Linked DNA regions of Mus musculus: region 1 is linked to region 2. Evidence: chromatin loops called from intact Hi-C (ENCODE). Cell type or tissue: left cerebral cortex. All regions are shown on one strand.

Region 1 (8,000 bases), 84 kb before region 2:
CACTGGCAGAATGAACGGCAGAGACATCACGCATCCATCATCACCACCACCTTAGGGTGATCCAGGCTTCCCAGGTGAGAAACTGCACATCACCCATGGTAACTAGGGGACGAGAAGTGACACACCTTCTCAGAAATGTGGCTTAATCACCAGAGATCCCTGAGTTCTCTCAAGAGCAGTCTACTGAACATCGCTGGCTGACCCTTGACTAAGACAGAGTGCAGCCTCAAGAACGCCTTTGGAGTAATGGAGGGAACGAATCCAAGGCCATGAATAGTGTGAATGGCACATAACCAGGAAGGAGGAGAGTGGGAACACTCCACAGAGACTGTGTGCTGTGCTCAGAGATGGCTCTTGAAGAGTAGGTAGGAGCCCACCAGGCAGAAAAACAGGGAGCAAAGACAGAGAGCCCAGACAGGACAAGCATGTGCAGGTCCCCATGGAACACTAATAGCTACTATAGGAAAAGGGCTTTATGGCTAAGAACATTTGGGAAAGCTGAGTTAAATGGCTTCTTCACTGCAGAGCAACTCAAAGGTTTTGGGTTTGGTTTGGTTTGGTTTGGTTTGGTTATTGCAGTAGTGGAGATGGGACCAAGGACCTTGAGCAAGATAGGTGGTGCCCTACACCACACTCCCAGCACACTCAGGGTCCCCATTATACCATGGTGCATCTGACCAAGGGACCTCACCCACAGGACTCCAGTTCTTCTCATTTTGAGAAGGGGGTGGTGGTTTGAAAAACAGTCACATATTCAAGGCAACGCTGGGGACAATGAATAGATACAAACTAGTGGTTCTGATCCAGGGATGTGTTTACCTATCAGGACGCCTTTGCCAATATCTAGAAACGTTTTCTATTGTCACAGATGGGGTGAGTGCTGCCACAACCCAGCGGGTAAAGTCCACGCTGATGAAACATCCTAGCTACAGAGAATGATCTGGTCCCAAATGTCAACAGAGAGAAAGTTGAGAAAGGCCTGTGTACATGCAGGTAGAAAGTTCCCCTAAGCCAGGGGCTTGGGGGTGGGGTCCTTCACTGCTGTGCATCATCTGTACTCTGACCCCCAAGTATATAAGCACGCCACACTCCCATTCATCACTAAACCCATCTTCCATATGTAATCACACTAACAAATGGCTTCTCATGCCTTCTACCTACAGCCATGACCATTCATTGCCTATTCTATCTTACCACAAGCATAACCCATGCCATAGCTTGGGCAAGAACAAAGGCTTAGGTATAACATAGATCTTGAATGGACATTTTTCTGGGCTGAAGATGCAGCTCAGTTGGTAGAGTGTTTGTCTAGCGTGCACAAAACCCTGGGTTCAATCCTCAGCACTGTACAACACTTGATAAAGCAGTGCACATCCATGATCCCATGTCTTAGGGAATGAGATGGAGGCATAAGAATCCTGAAATTAAGCTGGTGAGATGGCTCAGTGGGGAGGTGCACTTGTTGATCTTCCAGAGGACTTGGGTTCAATTCCCAGCACCCACATGGTGACTGATGACTGTCTCTAGCCCCAGTTCCAGAAGATCTAATGCTCTCATTTGCTTCTGCTAGGCATGCAGGTAGTTAACAGATATATATGCAGGCAGGACATCCATACACATAAAATTAAATTAAATGATTTTTTAAAAATTAAAGGCCATTGTTAGCTGCATATCAAGTTTAAGACCAATCTGAACAACACAAAATGGTATTAAAAAAAAGTACCGAAGGGAAATTTTCTCTCTTAACACTTGAATTTTCTGTGTTTTGATGAATTCTGACGAACTTTCCATGATTGCTGAAACCCACACCAGTGCACACAGCTCCTCCCAAAGCCAGCTAGTAAGTCACCTGACTTAGGAGAAATGAAAGTGAAGGCAAACAGGCAGGAAAAGCCCTGTGAGTTAGACTCTTATCAGTCTGGGCTCAAATTCCAGCCCCATTACTTCTGCAGAATATCACTGGCCAGCCACGTTACTCTCCCTGATGTCTCAGTTTCCTCTTCCATGAAATGGGAAGACACAGTTATCTCACAGTTGTTCTAAGAGTTAAATAAAACAAACTGCCTGGTGCTGACAATTCCGGAGCAACAAAAGCCAGTCTACCTTTTAGCGTTGAGGTAGCAAATTACCCTTTGCCCCATTTAGTACCAGCCTAAAACCAACAAAGTTTAGTTCTGTTTTGGGTCTGCTCTGGACTTCTCCATCTCAAAAGAATTTTCTTTTTGAAAGATGAGGCCAGCTGGGTGGCACACGCCTTTAATCCCAGCACTGGGGAGGCAGAGGCAGGCGGATTTCTGAGTTCGAGGCCAGCCTGGTCTACAAAGTGAGTTCCAGGACAGCCAGGGAAACCCTGTCTCGGAAAGAAAGAAGGAAAGAAAGAAAGAAAGAAAGAAAGAAAGAAAGAAAGAAAGAAAGAAAGAAAGAAAGAAAGAAAGAAAGGGAGAGAGAGAGAGAGAGAGAGAGAGAGAGAGAGAGAGAGAGAGAGAGAGAGAGAAACATGAGGCCAGCAACCATCCCTTCTGTCTCCTGAGGAAGCCTTCCCCTCAATTCTGCAGACTAGAGGAGCACTTCGGGGAGACTCAAAGCCTAGCGGTACCAGCCCTGGCTCACGAGCATTTCTCCTCCACGATCTCTAATCCTGGCTCCATTCAGCGGTCTAGACATTCCTAAGGAAACTGCCCTTTTTTCATTCTTTCAGATAGTACCAAATAGTGTCTCATAGAAATGAACGTTCAAACGGAACAAGATTTCTGTTCCTTTTCTGCTCCTGCTGCCTGGCACTGGGCTAGTACAAAGTAGGCGTTTAGTAGCTGGAGCAGGACTGCATACAAATAACCTACTCAGAGCATAAATTGTTACTTCTCATCCAGGAACTAGTCTGTACGTTTTATTTCACGGTCTGTCCATTCACCACCCCACCGCCCAACATCACTCTTCTGTGGCCTCGGGTAATGTAGGTATCAAATTATGGGTGTATCCACTAGGCGGAGCAACAGAGCCCTTCCTGTGCCTTAGATAAGTTCCACTAATAAATTTCCAGCAGAAATTGAAAATGAAACCAGTTTGGAAAGCCCAATACATTGGAAACCATTTGGAAAGACCAGTTCATTCTCGTGGCCAGTACAGCTGATGACAACTTTTTTTGAAGCTGATGACAACTTTTTTTTCCAGACCTTCTCAATCAGGCCCCCTCCCTTCCTCCTCTCTTTCTCCCTCCTTCTCGCGCGCGCGCGCGCGCACACACACACACACACACACACACACACACACACCGCGCCTTTCTCCTCCCATTTCTCCATTGGGAAAAGGTGAGGATACCTGAGTTTCAGCCAGCCCTGGTACCCAAATAACAAAAAAAGCTCAGAGAGCAAGGGGGCAGGGGAGGGTTAGGGCAGGGCGGAAAGGTTAGGGCAGGGCGGGAAGGGGCACAAGGAAAGGGTCATCCTACATAGGCTTACTTTCGCCACTCGCTTGCTGGCCATCATCTCGGGTTGGAGCGTGGGGCACCAGCAGATTCCAGCAGGACACCGCTCTCTGAACTGCAGCTCCCGAGCCCCGCCCACGCTCCACTCCACCCACACCGACTCTAGCTGCAAAGACCTGCTCCCCACCCCTTTGGTGGATATCTGGAGGCTGCAGTCGAGTGCCCAGCTTGGCGATCTCGTATCTCAGCAACTCATGCTCCTTGCAGATCAGAGACTACGTCGGTGGAGCGCACTGCTCCTCTTGGTTCCTGCATCTTGCGGGGTACATCTCGTAGAAGCCAGGATGGGATTCATCTCCAGCCTCTGTCAGCTCCCCGGACGCTGAGAGCAAACTCGCCCAAAGCACAGATGAGATACTCTTGATGCAAAGTAGCTCCGGGGCAGGGCTCTCTGCGACCTCCGCAATGGAATTGTGAACCTACCACCTCTAAAGAAAGTCTCAGAATCCTGGGCCAAGTCACTTTGCCTTTGTGGGTTCAGTGCTCCGTTCTAAAAGAGAGTGGGGGGGGGGGGGTCAGTATAGACTTTATGTCCTCCGAGGACCGCTCCCTGAGTGGTACAGTCCAGCAGATGGGCAGAAACGCAGCGATGCTTCTTTTAGGTTGCTTGGTGCCCGAGCACCACTAGAGGACGCTGTTGGACTCATTCGCTTTTATTTTGGGCGTTCTGTGTTTTACTCTACTGAACACATAGAAAGTGTCTGCTGTGTGGCAATTTGGGAAAACGATGGGTGGCTGAAGCCTCGAGATAGATTTCAGGAGCCTATTATATTTTATCACCAACTGATTACAAACTATGGAACTACTGTGTGTCCAAATGAACAGCCAAGAAGTCTCTAGCCCTCTGCGCAAGAGTAAAGACCCCCCTCATCCCAGCTCAAGTCGAGGCCAAGGTGTAATAGCAGCCCCCAGCCTCTGGAAGAAGTTCTAGAGTTAGAAGGGAATCCACCTACCTGCCTCACCCATTCCAGCCCAGAAATTAGCATATTTTGAAGCCCAAGATTTTGACCCAGTAGGTCACATGATTTTTATTTTCCTGTCCAGGAACCAAATATCTGCTCTGCTTACATATAGGATGTGCTTGAAAAATGATTCTGGGGCTGGAGAGATGGCTCAGCAGTTAAGAGCATTGACTGCTATTACAGAGGTACTGAATTCAAATCCCAGTAACCACATGGTGGCTCACAACCATCTGAAATGAGATCTGACGCCCTCTTCTGGTGTGTCTGAAGACAGCTACAGTGTACTTACATATAGTAAATAAAGTAAATCTTGAAAAAGAAAAAAAGATTCTGGGTTCTTTTTTCAGTTCAATAACTTTAACCAGATACCTTCTAAATGCCAGCAATAAGCAGGACACCATCAGCAATCCCTAAATATAGTTTGGAGATAAGGGCATTTGAACCCATTTCTGGTTAGTAGTCTTAGTTAACACCAAGTGCCAGGTACTATCGATGGAACACATCAGATGGAGAAATTGTGGTGTTTGTCCTCTGAGGGGCTCTCAAGCAGTTGAAACACAGAGAGAAAATTTCCCTTCAGTATTTTTTACTTATTTATTTATTTATTTATTTATTTTCTATATATGAATAAATTGTAGCTATCTTCAGACACACCAGAAGAGGGCACCAGATCTCATTACAGATGGTTGTGAGCCACCATGTGGTTGCTGGGAATTGAACTTAGGACCTCTGGAAGAGCAGTCAGTGCTCTTAACAATTGAGCCATCTCTCCAGCCCCAGTATTTTTTTTTTAAATACCATTTTGTGTTGTTCAGATTGGTCTTAAACTTGATATGCAGCTAACAATGGCCTTTAATTTTTTAAAAATCATTTAATTTAATTTTATGTGTATGGATTCCTGCCTGCATATATATCTGTTAACTACCTGCATGCCTAGCAGAAGCAAATGAGAGCATTAGATCTTCTGGAACTGGGGCTAGAGACAGTCATCAGTCACCATGTGGGTGCTGGGAATTGAACCCAAGTCCTCTGGTCCTCTGGAAGATCAACAAGTGCACCTCCCCACTGAGCCATCTCACCAGCTGAACCTTTAATTTCAGGATTCTTATGCCTCCGTCTCATACCCTAAGACATGGGATCATGGATGTGCACTGCTTTATCAAGTGTTGTGCAGTGCTGAGGATTGAACCCAGGGTTTTGTGCACGCTAGACAAACACTCTACCAACTGAGCTGCATCTTCAGCCCAGAAAAATGTCCATTCAAGATCTGTGTTATACCTAAGCCTTTGTTCTTGCCCAAGCTATGGCATGGGTTATGCTTGTGGTAAGATAGAATAGGCAATGAATGGTCATGGCTGTAGGTAGAAGGCATGAGAAGCCATTTGTTAGTGTGATTACATATGGAAGATGGGTTTAGTGATGAAAGGGAGTGTGGGGTGCTTATATACTTGGGGGACAGAGTACAGATGATGCACAGCAGTGAAGGACCCCACTCCCAAGCCCCTGGCTTAGGGGAACTTTCTACCTGCGTGTACACAGGCCTTTCTCAACTTTCTCTCTGTTGACATTTGGGACCTGATCATTCTCTGTAGCTAGGATGTTTCATCAGCGTGGACTTTACCCGCTGGGTTGTGGCAGCACTCACCCCATCTGTGACAATAGAAAACGTTTCTAGATATTGGCAAAGGCGTCCTGATAGGTAAACACATCCCTGGATCAGAACCACTAGTTTGTATCTATTCATTGTCCCCAGAGTTGCCTTGAATATGTGACTGTTTTTCAAACCACCACCACCTTCTCAAAATGAGAATGATTCCGGAGCAACAAAAGCCAGTCTACCTTTAGCGTTGAGGTGTGTAGTTCTTTGAGTATGTAGTCCTGACTGGCCTGGAACTTGTTGGTGAACCAGGCTGACCTAGAACTCAGAGATCTGCCTGCCTCTGCCTACCAAGTGGTGGGATTAAAGGTGTGTGGCACTGTGGGAACTAAAAGGGGGACAGGGAAAAGAGGGGAGAGGGAGGATAGCCCATGCCTGGCCAGAGTTCCTCCTATGCTCTGAGGAGGAGGACGCAGGAGGGCAGCCAGATGCTTTCCACTTGGCCCTGAAAGAAAGAAAACTAAATTCAAGATTTCAAAACCCTAGCCAGAAAGTTTATTCAAGGTCCATGACTCATGTGGCTTGCTAGATAGGAGGGCTTTTTGGGCCTAGAGCAAAGAACAAAGGCTGTAAAGTCATCCCAGGAACCAACTAGCCATAAAGATAGGGAAGACATACAAGAATGTCCGGACTGGCCTGGCGCCTCCCTATCTCCCGCCCTTCTGACCTGAGTTAAATGATAACCAGATGCTCTGCTGTTATCTCAATCTGTGTGTACAGTCTGCCGATGTTTAAATGAACCAATCATGTGAAACCGTGCCTCCCCCAGACCCAGACCCTTTTCTATAAAAAACCCCAGCCACGTAGTCAAATCCACTGTCTCCTGCGTGAGATATGTTTCAACCCAGAGCTCCACCATTAAACTACCTCATGTATTTACATCAAGATGGTCTTTTCATGATTCTTTGGGTGCACACCGGGAATTGAGTGGGGGTTTCCCCACTAGGTTCTTTTAGCCCCAGGTGGGCATCTAAACCACCGACCCCACTCAACGAGGGGTAGACAAGGGGCAGCCCCCGGGGCCCCTGGGGTTATGGGAGAGAGGTTCCCACGCAGGCAAGAGTAAGAGCAGCAGGCCTTGATGAACAGAGACAGTCTATGGTTTTAGAGCTTTATTGTAGTAAGGCAGGGGGAAAGAGAGAAGGTAAAAGAGAGAGAGAGACTGACCATGGCCAAGAGGATAGAAGGGGGAAAAGGAGAGAGAGAGAAGAAAGGCTAGAGAGTAAGAGGGAGAGAGGGTAAGAGGGAGAGAAGAGAGGAGAGGAGAGGACAAGGAGAGAGAGAGGGGAGAGTAAGGGGAGTAAGAGCAAGAGAGTGAGGTGGGGCCAAGTTGCCACTCTTATGGTCTGCTGTTATCTTTACTGTTGCTCGGTAACTAGGGAGGAGTTTAGCCTGAAGGTCAGAAGCTTGGGACATTGTCTACGTGAATAAAATCCATGCTTCTCCTGTGGGGGCTGTGGGGGTCAATAACTTCGACAGGAGCCAGGGTTCCAGGAGATATGAGGGAACTCCTTCCATCCCATGTAGGTGAATTATCACCACCGGGTCCCAGGGTTCAGACCTCAACTCGACTGGAAACCAGACTGTCTGTGTATAGCCCAATGCCCAACATACCTCCACACTCAGCAGTTTAGCCTCTGAATTTTTAATGATAATCACATAATGAATCAGTCAGTTCTGGAGGAGGAGAGGAAGAGGAGACTCACTTGATCTCCTTGTGGAGGCAGGGCAAAGGCTTCCTTGATGACAGAATCAAAGTGAGAGAGCCGGAAGAGTTATTTCCACAAGAGCATGGGAGGAAGGTGTTGGAAATAAAAAGGAAGGAACAACATTTTCAGTAAAGTGACAGGGTGTTAGTGAAAGACCCCCAAAGAGGGGAGACCCTCACTCAAGTCTC
Region 2 (8,000 bases):
AAGAGTATTTTAATGTGAAGAGGTTAAAAATGCATTAATTGCTGGGCAGTGGTGGCGCATGCCTTTAATCCCAGCACTTGGGAGGCAGAGACAAGCAGATTTCTGAGTTCAAGGCCAGCCTGGTCTACAAAGTGAGTTCCAGGACAGCCAAGACTATACAGAGAAACCCTGTCTCGAAAAACCAAAAAAAAAAAAAAAAAAAAAAGCATTTATTGCTACAATGCCAAAAGAAAGTATTCTTTTTGCTAAGTTGACCTGTGACACTGGTTGGCAATTTATAATCATGAGAAAATTCAAGGGAAGAGAGGATTTGAAAAAGCATAATGACACTAGAGAAAAAGCGTTAGGTATTATTTGATATATTTGTCAAAGTAATTTATTTCAAATATGATGATCTGGATAATTAATACATTGTTTTAGTCTTCATTTTACTCTGGACTATTTTTCAGAAGTCATCTTATTAAAAAAAGAAAAATGGAATCCTTGTTATGCCTTGGTGTCTTTGCTCCTTTGTGGGTTCTTTTTTGCCACCTTCATTCCCCACCCCTCCCACCCCCCAGTTTCACCTCCTATCACTAGATAGGATAGAAAGGACAGAGAGAGAGAGAGAATCTTAATTTCTTTTTTCTTTCGTTTCTTCTTTGAGCACTACTACTAACAAACCACAACCTGAATGACCAACAACCACCAATACCAGGGCGCTAGCATTTATATACCCTCTGAAAAGTTCCTAGAATTCCAAACATCACACAATCACAGAAACTGTCTGGAGCTGGCAAAACCATGCCTCTGATAATGCACTGGGCAGTCAGTCAGCTGCTGGAGAGAGTCCAAAGCAGCACCTTATTCCTACATCTGGAATTAAAAGGAAAACACAGTCTTATATTTTTGTGTTTTTTAAAGAAACCAAAATCCAGCAGGGCGCGGTAGCAGAGGCAGGCAGATTTCTGAGTTTGGGGCCAGCCTGGTCTACAAAGTGAGTTCCAGGACAGCCAAGAGTATACAGAGAAACCCTGTCTCAACCCTCCCCACCCTCCAAAAAAAAAGAAACCAAAATCTAAAATTGTCACTATATCTTGGGACAGTGATTATGCTTCTGCTAGTGCTCATCCAGCTAAAATTAGGCTGACAATCCAGTAGTCTAATGTCCCTAGTGACCCTGAGGTATTCAGTACCTCTGGTTGGATGATGGAACCCTTTTTCCATTTAGTATGCTCTGGCCAAAAGACATGATGATTCACACAGGTCTTTGTAGAAAAATTGGGTTGGCAGGATGGGTCAGTGGGTGAAAGGACTTCCTAGGCGTGACTGACAACTTGAGCTCCTATCTGTAAGCCAAGAGAGAACCAACACCCAAAAGCTGCCTGAACTCTGTCTGCCTTCTCTCTCTCTCTCTCTCTCTCTCTCTCTCTCTCTCTCTCTCTCTCTCTGTCTCAAACAAATAGTTTTCCTATTTAAAAAGGTAGGAAAATCAAGAATGCTTCACTTGTTAAGTAGAGAAAATAAAGCTTTAAAATCCTAGAGAAATAAATGAAATTTGACCCATCTTAAGGAAACATTATTTTATAGGCAGAATATACTTGATAGGGTAAATGTTGTACCTCCAAATAATACTTTAAAATTATTCATAATGCTGAAGATTTTTAAAAATTCTCTCCTTAGACCGCTCTATTGGCCGTGCTACCTACTTCCTCCATGTGTGATGTGTGAGCCACAGCCCAGGCCATACCACCATTCTGCCATGGTCTGAGAATTTACCCCACAGACGTCTTCGCCAACGGATTTTTCAAAATAAAGTTCCACTCCTTAAAACATGTATGCTCGTAACGGTTCCAATAAACGCTGCATTTAAGCCAGTAGTAAAAATGATAAGGGATAAGACTAGAGTCTAAAGAAAAAAGGGTAGATTTTTTTTTTTCTTTTCTTTAACTGGATGCCTAAGGCTGAAGTGTCAAAGTTAAATCAGTAACATTTGAAGTGAAGTCAAGGAAACAATGACAGGACTTGGAAATAACCCTGAACGAGACCTTCGCTTCAGGGAAGCGGCTCGGGGATATCTTTTTGAAGGGCTGTTATGTAACAGAGCTCCTTTACAAATGAGAGGTGGCCTGAAGCTGTAAGAGGAGAGCCCTATGGCAAAGCCACCGGGTCCACAGCCGTCTCGGCTTAATTAGGGCAAAATGTAGTGCCGCGATCTTCGGAGAGTTAGCCAGCAGCTCGCCAGGGACAGGAGCTATTCTAGAAAGACTTTTCTTTTCAGCCTGCTTTCTCAAATTGGGTGAGGTCAGGGCGCCCATTCCTCGTGTAGTCGTGGAGGTGTCTACGCCTCGCACCGCGCACTCCCAGTGCTTCACTCCATCGGCAAGCACTGTAAATCTAGGGATAGCAGCCGAGCTCCTTCATCTAACCCAGCCTTGGACAGAACCCTCTCCTCAGACTGTTCAATGGGCCGTGCGCCTCCTTCCTCCATAGGTGAGGCCATACCACCACTCAGGAATTCTGCCACGGTCTGAGAATTTACCCCACTGACGCTTTCGCCAACGGATTGTTTTAAATAAAGTTTCAGTCCTTAAAGAAAAAAAAAAAAAAAAAAAGTGTGTGTGTTGGAGGGGCTGCCCGACCGAATCCTCACACCAATGAATGAAGAGGCAAGGAAGGAAGCCGGAAAGGCTTAACGGTGATTGGCTATCGTAGATGCTTTTCAGGACTGTACCAGGCCAACTCGGAGGAGGCTGGTGAACTAAGAAAGGGCATCTGCTTGTTTTTGAGCACTTCCGGTACATACGTAGAATTTTTTTTGCTTAAAAGTTTTTCTTGACTACACTACAAATGGGAAAGCGGACAAAATAAGAGAAAGATCTCGCCAGACCAGTTCCTCGTCCCCAAACCGGCGCAGTTCGCCATGTCCCCTCTCCCGACCATCCAGCCAGACACGACGGCCAGGCGCGCGCGCTCCCGTGTCACTACGTGTTTGCGGCGCCGTGCCCCTGCAGCCAATCAGAAGGCGAGGTCGCCGCGGTCGCCCGCGGTCGCGCGCACGCTCTAGAGCGCCGTGGGGGCGGGGGTTAGGGGGTGAATGGAAGAGTGAACGGGGGCGGGCTCGGCGGCGCGAGCCGCATGAATGAGAAGAACGTGCCCCGCGAGAGACGTCGCCCGCGCCCGCGCCCGCGCCCGGGAGCCAATGGGAACGTCGTGAGGCTACAGACCGGAGGCTGAGGGCAGCGGCCGCGCGCCGGCCGCACAGAGGCGAGCGTCGGCCGTCGGGAGCGCGCGGCGGCGGGGCGGGCGTGGAGCGTGCGGGGGCCGCGCGCTGCCTCTCAGAGGCCAGACGGCACTGCTGGGAGGCGGCGGCGACAACGACGGCGGTGACAACGACGGCGGCGGTGACGGGCGCCGCGCCGGGGGTGAGTACCGGGGACGCTGGCCCCTGCGGAACCGGAAGTGCTGGGCTAGTGAGGTGGGAGGGGAGAGTGACCTCTAGGGAAGGGGGACCGCGGAGGGGAGGAGGTTAAGGCCCTACCCCTCCTCGGGCTGTACGGGCCCCGAAACGGACGCCCGCAGACTAAGAGAGCCGCGGCCGCCCGCCGGGGCTTGGACCCGGTTGGTGCCCGGCTGCCCAGTTGCGGAGCCGCCGCCCCTTCCTTCCCCGGCCCGCGGTTCTCTCAGCTCCGGCGGGCCCTGCGCGCGGTGGATTCCGTGTTTTCTGGGCCAGGGGTAGTCAGTCCTGCCCCCGGTGATGACTCCCACTGCTCCAGCTGCCGGCCGGGGACTGTACTCCTTTTACCGCTCCGCGGTTCAGGCCCCTCGCCCTACACTCCACTGGTCCTTATTTTGGTTAGAGCTTCGTCCTGTGGTTACCTGTTCTTTCTCCCATCCATCGGCTGCTTCTCCCTACCCCCCACCAGCCAGGTGCTCCATGCTTTTATGCTTTTAGTACTTTGTACTTTATTTTACAAGTAGGGCTTGAATGTATCTGACAGTATTTTATCACTAGCCGTCTATTCCTGGGGAAGTTTAAAGTTCCTTAACCAGTTGGCCAAATGAAACCACTAAAACGAGAAACAAGAAAGTGACTAAAGTTATTAGAAGTAGTCGTAGAATAGATACATGTTACATTGCAGACCATTTTTGTCCTCTTGGGTTTACTTCCTGGTTAATGCCATCTTGTCCAGGATAATCTTAGGTTAGATCTCCATCCTTTTATCCCAGTGTGAGCCTGCTTTGTATCAGACAGATCTGTCCGGTGCTCATGAATGCATACAAATTCATCTAGTGTTTGTAAGAATTCTATCGCCAGGTACTTGGGCACCTACGTCGATCTGTAATAATACTCTTTTTAAACTTCTTCTTGGATCTTTCCTTCATAGCATGTATTCATTCTTCTATATGACATCTCCATTTCTATATATTCAAATTTAGTGTTCTGTGCTATAAGGTTTGGTTATTTTAACAAATAATACATGTGCTGTCCACTGCACTGCTCCAAAGGAACTACTTATATCAAACCTTATGAAAGTCTTCAAACTACACATCTTGAATTGTTTGTTGTTGTTTTGAGACAGGATCTCTGTACATAACTGTTGCTGCCCTGGAATTCACTTTGTAAGACCAAGCTGATTTCTAACTCAGAGTTCTGACTTCCTGTGCCTCCCAAGTGCTGGGATTGAGGTCGAGAGCTACCACACCTGGCTCTGTATTGTTTGTTTTATACATACATATTTTCACTCAGTGATTTTTTTCCCCCTCAGTCAGCATGTGTCACGAACATTCTTGTCCACTTTAGTGATACTGTTGTGGATACACCAGCTTGTGACTGATGAACCACACTCGCCTTTCCGGTTTCGTCCCTTCTCTTTCTGCACCACATTCCTTTGATAAGACTTGGTGTGTTGATATTTATACCCAATAAATTATTTTATCTTGTCCCTTCTAATATCTATCTTAACATTTCAGACGATGGTCTCATTTATATTTCAGTATGCGGTTCCATAATTGCATGTACTGTACCGTGGCAGAATTAGTCTGTGTGGCTTTCGTCCTGTAGTAAATGTGACCTGCAATAGTATAGGATTCACTTTACGTAATAGTTAGGTAATTTTCCTTTTATCTTTGGAGTTTTGAGGGAAACGGTTCCTTTAATAATACTGTCTACAAATCAAATTTGCTTGTTCCAGTTGATAAAGATATTTAGGCCTAAAGTCAGGAAACAGAAATAAGCATAAAATCAGGACTAAATAGGATCTGGTTTTTAGTTGGACCATAGAAACTTAATGGAATCTTTGGGCCTTCTTTCTAATGTTACTTAACCCTCCCCCCTCCCTCCCTCCTTCCCCCCTCTCTCCCATCTTATTTATTTATTAAATTTTTCTTTTGGGACAAAGTCTTACTATGTAGCCCTTGCTGGCCTGGAAGCTATGCATACCAGGATGGCTTGGAGAGATCCACCTGCCTCTGCTTTTCTTTTTCTTTCTTTCTTTCTTTCTTTCTTTTTTTTTTTTTTTTTTTTCCCCAAGACAGGGTTTCTCTGTATAGCTCTGGCTGTCCTGGAACTCATTCTGTAGACCAGGTTGACCTCGAATTCTAGAAATCCGCCTGCCTCTTCCTTCCAAGCGCTGGGATTAAAGGTGTGCGCCACCACGCCTGGCTCTGCCTCTGTTTCTTGAGTGCGGAGATTAAAGGCATTCACCACCACAACCGAGTGGTGACAGTAGCAGGCTCCTTTGCCTTCTCTGTCTTAGGTAAGAACAGAAGTGATAAATTCCAGAACACATTTGTATTTCATTGTCTGGGGTGTTCGCTGTTTTATGTTTTAATAGCTGCTATTGTTATCAAGTAGTATACAACTTGTTGGGGAATAGCACTGCTTTCATTTGAAATTCTAACTTAAGCAGAAACCTTGGTCTGTAGATTCCAAGGTATCATTAGGCATGTAGTGTGGTAGAAAGGGTCTATGTCAGCAATTATACTCTTGGGTTAGGAACCTGGCTACCCAAGTGATTCAGTGGAATGGCCCCAGGCATTCTCTAGCCTTCAATTTTATAAAATAGGATAAGGGACTTTGTCACCAGATAATGTGAGTAAAGTGCTTTGAGATCACCAGATGAAAAGCATCCTGTAAAATTAAGGTGCTCGTGTTGTTTTGTTACTGTGATCAACAGAAATAATTGCTACTCTACTCATACTGAATTAGGAGGAGTTTAGTTTGCCTCCGAATAGGCCAGTGTTAGGAATTAAAAACTATTGAATTTGGAGGAAAAGAACCAATCCTTGTGTTGAACCTAGTCTCATAGAGAATATTTCACCTTTTGGTGCAAGATCAATTTTTTTTTTTTTTTTTTTTTTTTTTTTTTTTTTTTTTTTTTGCTTAGGACCCTTAATAGATGATTCCAAAAGTCCAAAAATTGAATTTCTGCCTCTTTGGTGTTGTAGCTAAAAGCCATAGGCATAGAAAGAGGCACACAAAAAAAGGAAATGATAGTTGCTGTCCTATTTTTAAGCTTCCTTGCTTTATTATAGGAATAAATATCCTCTTTGTCCAAAGAGAAAAATCTGTTTTAGCAGTGCCCTTCACTCCTGTGCCCTTGTTTGCTTTTAGATTTTTATATTCTTGATATGTTTTGTTACTGTACTTCTGTCAAGAGAGATGGTCTTTTAAGAGCTAGTCTTTGGATGACTTTAGGTCAGATAAGACTAGGTTCTCCTTCCAATCAGAATAGCCCTTAAAAAGGTGAAGGACTCAGAATGTATTTTCCACTCCATTTAGAGTTTATTCTCACATACATAGAAATGAATTGGAAAATGGTCTTTCTTTCAAAAAGCACTTTGTAACAATGACCTGTAGAGTTTTAGCCTTGGTGTTCTTAAGAAATACCATGAAAGCATTTTTTTGATAAAGATAATTTGGTTTTCCCCAGGTAAAGCACCATATCCCATCTGCATCCAGGAAGCCCAAGATTGAAGACAAAAGATCAGAGACATTGACTAACCTGGAAACAGGGACATCTTTGGAACTTTATCTACAGTAATCTTTTAAACTGTCATCAGGTGAAATCAACTTCATCTTATTCTGCTTATTGAAAAGGACATGGCTTCTTCAAGGATTTTAAATTTCCTTTTAGTTTTTTGTGAACTTTATGGGAAACAGAGCCCTTAAAAGGCTTGGGAATAACAAGAAGAGATTGAAAACAGGCAATACTGCTGTCTGTTTTTTTCTCCCCATTCAAAGAAAAGGATTTACAACTCAACCCTGTAACAGCTGTTATCCAACTTTGTCCATCAAGAGAGACATAAATAAAATTAAATCACCATTGCCAGCCAGCCAGCCCTGGTGAAGTTAAGGTGTGAGAGTGGTGGCATTGAGAAGACGGCCGGAAAGAGACGAGGACTGCAGTTAAAATAAATCAGCTTCTCTTTAAGCTGGAAGAGACCCCAAGTTCCTTCTCGGATTAAACTAGAAACCCAGGGCACACCTTTTAGGTGCTGCTCCTAGTGTGGTGTTGTGGAGGGGCTCTTGTATCTCCTCAGAAGAGTTAAAGCTTCCTGCCCTCCCCACCCCCTGATACTTCTGTCCTCCCTTTTGAAGACCTGCCTTCATCCATGAGCTATACCTTGATCTGCCTGACTCTGCATGGTTTCCACCTGCAACTGTTTGCATGCATACAGCCTACTGTTTGTCTTCACGTTTTAAACTGTACAAGTTGTGTTTCTTAATCTCCTTTTCTGCTCTATTCTGGGGAGGTGGTTTTTAATCAGTTGAAATCACCTTTCCCCCTCCCATGTGCTTTCCTTCATTTGAGATCTTTTGACCTTCATTTTTATTTGGGAGGGGGAAGGGTGATAATTATACATTTTCTGTTTTCCCCAGTTTCTTTCCTCTCTGTTTCCCTCATCCCATTTTCTTGTCTGTTCTGCCGCTGTGTGGGCCTGGGCTATGCGGCAGGGCACATCTTTCATCAGAGCTCCAACATGCCCGCAGAGTCTGGAAAGAGGTTCAAACCCAG

Evidence for each region. Hi-C counts contacts between places; a loop is a spot of excess contacts. Peaks named below come from ENCODE experiments on the same cell type or tissue, not always from the same donor. Only the 100,000 strongest peaks of a DNase experiment are listed, where the experiment ranks them.
Region 1: a loop joins it to region 2, with 2.7 times the contacts of the local background. A loop is called at or near these places in 5 of 42 quality-filtered maps.

The regions. Positions count from the first base shown.
Region 1 is chr2:84,794,391-84,802,390 of GRCm38, reverse strand. Ube2l6 (ubiquitin-conjugating enzyme E2L 6) reads right to left here and starts at 3,563. Exons shown (of 4, transcript NM_019949.2): 1 at 3,459-3,563. The coding sequence starts at 3,485. In left cerebral cortex, CTCF peaks have their summits at 2,980, 3,925, 4,124 (motif pointing right) and 4,737 (motif pointing left); DNase peaks (open chromatin) are centred at 2,936, 3,657 and 4,108; H3K4me3 peaks cover 1,872 bases; H3K27ac peaks cover 1,295 bases.
Region 2 is chr2:84,710,387-84,718,386 of GRCm38, reverse strand. It overlaps Zdhhc5 (zinc finger, DHHC domain containing 5), which reads left to right and starts at 3,223. Exons shown (of 12, transcript NM_144887.4): 1 at 3,223-3,404; 2 at 6,915-8,000. The coding sequence starts at 7,966. In left cerebral cortex, no CTCF peak of the experiment used is centred here; DNase peaks (open chromatin) are centred at 2,162, 2,346, 2,706, 3,022 and 1 more place; H3K4me3 peaks cover 2,910 bases; H3K27ac peaks cover 2,432 bases.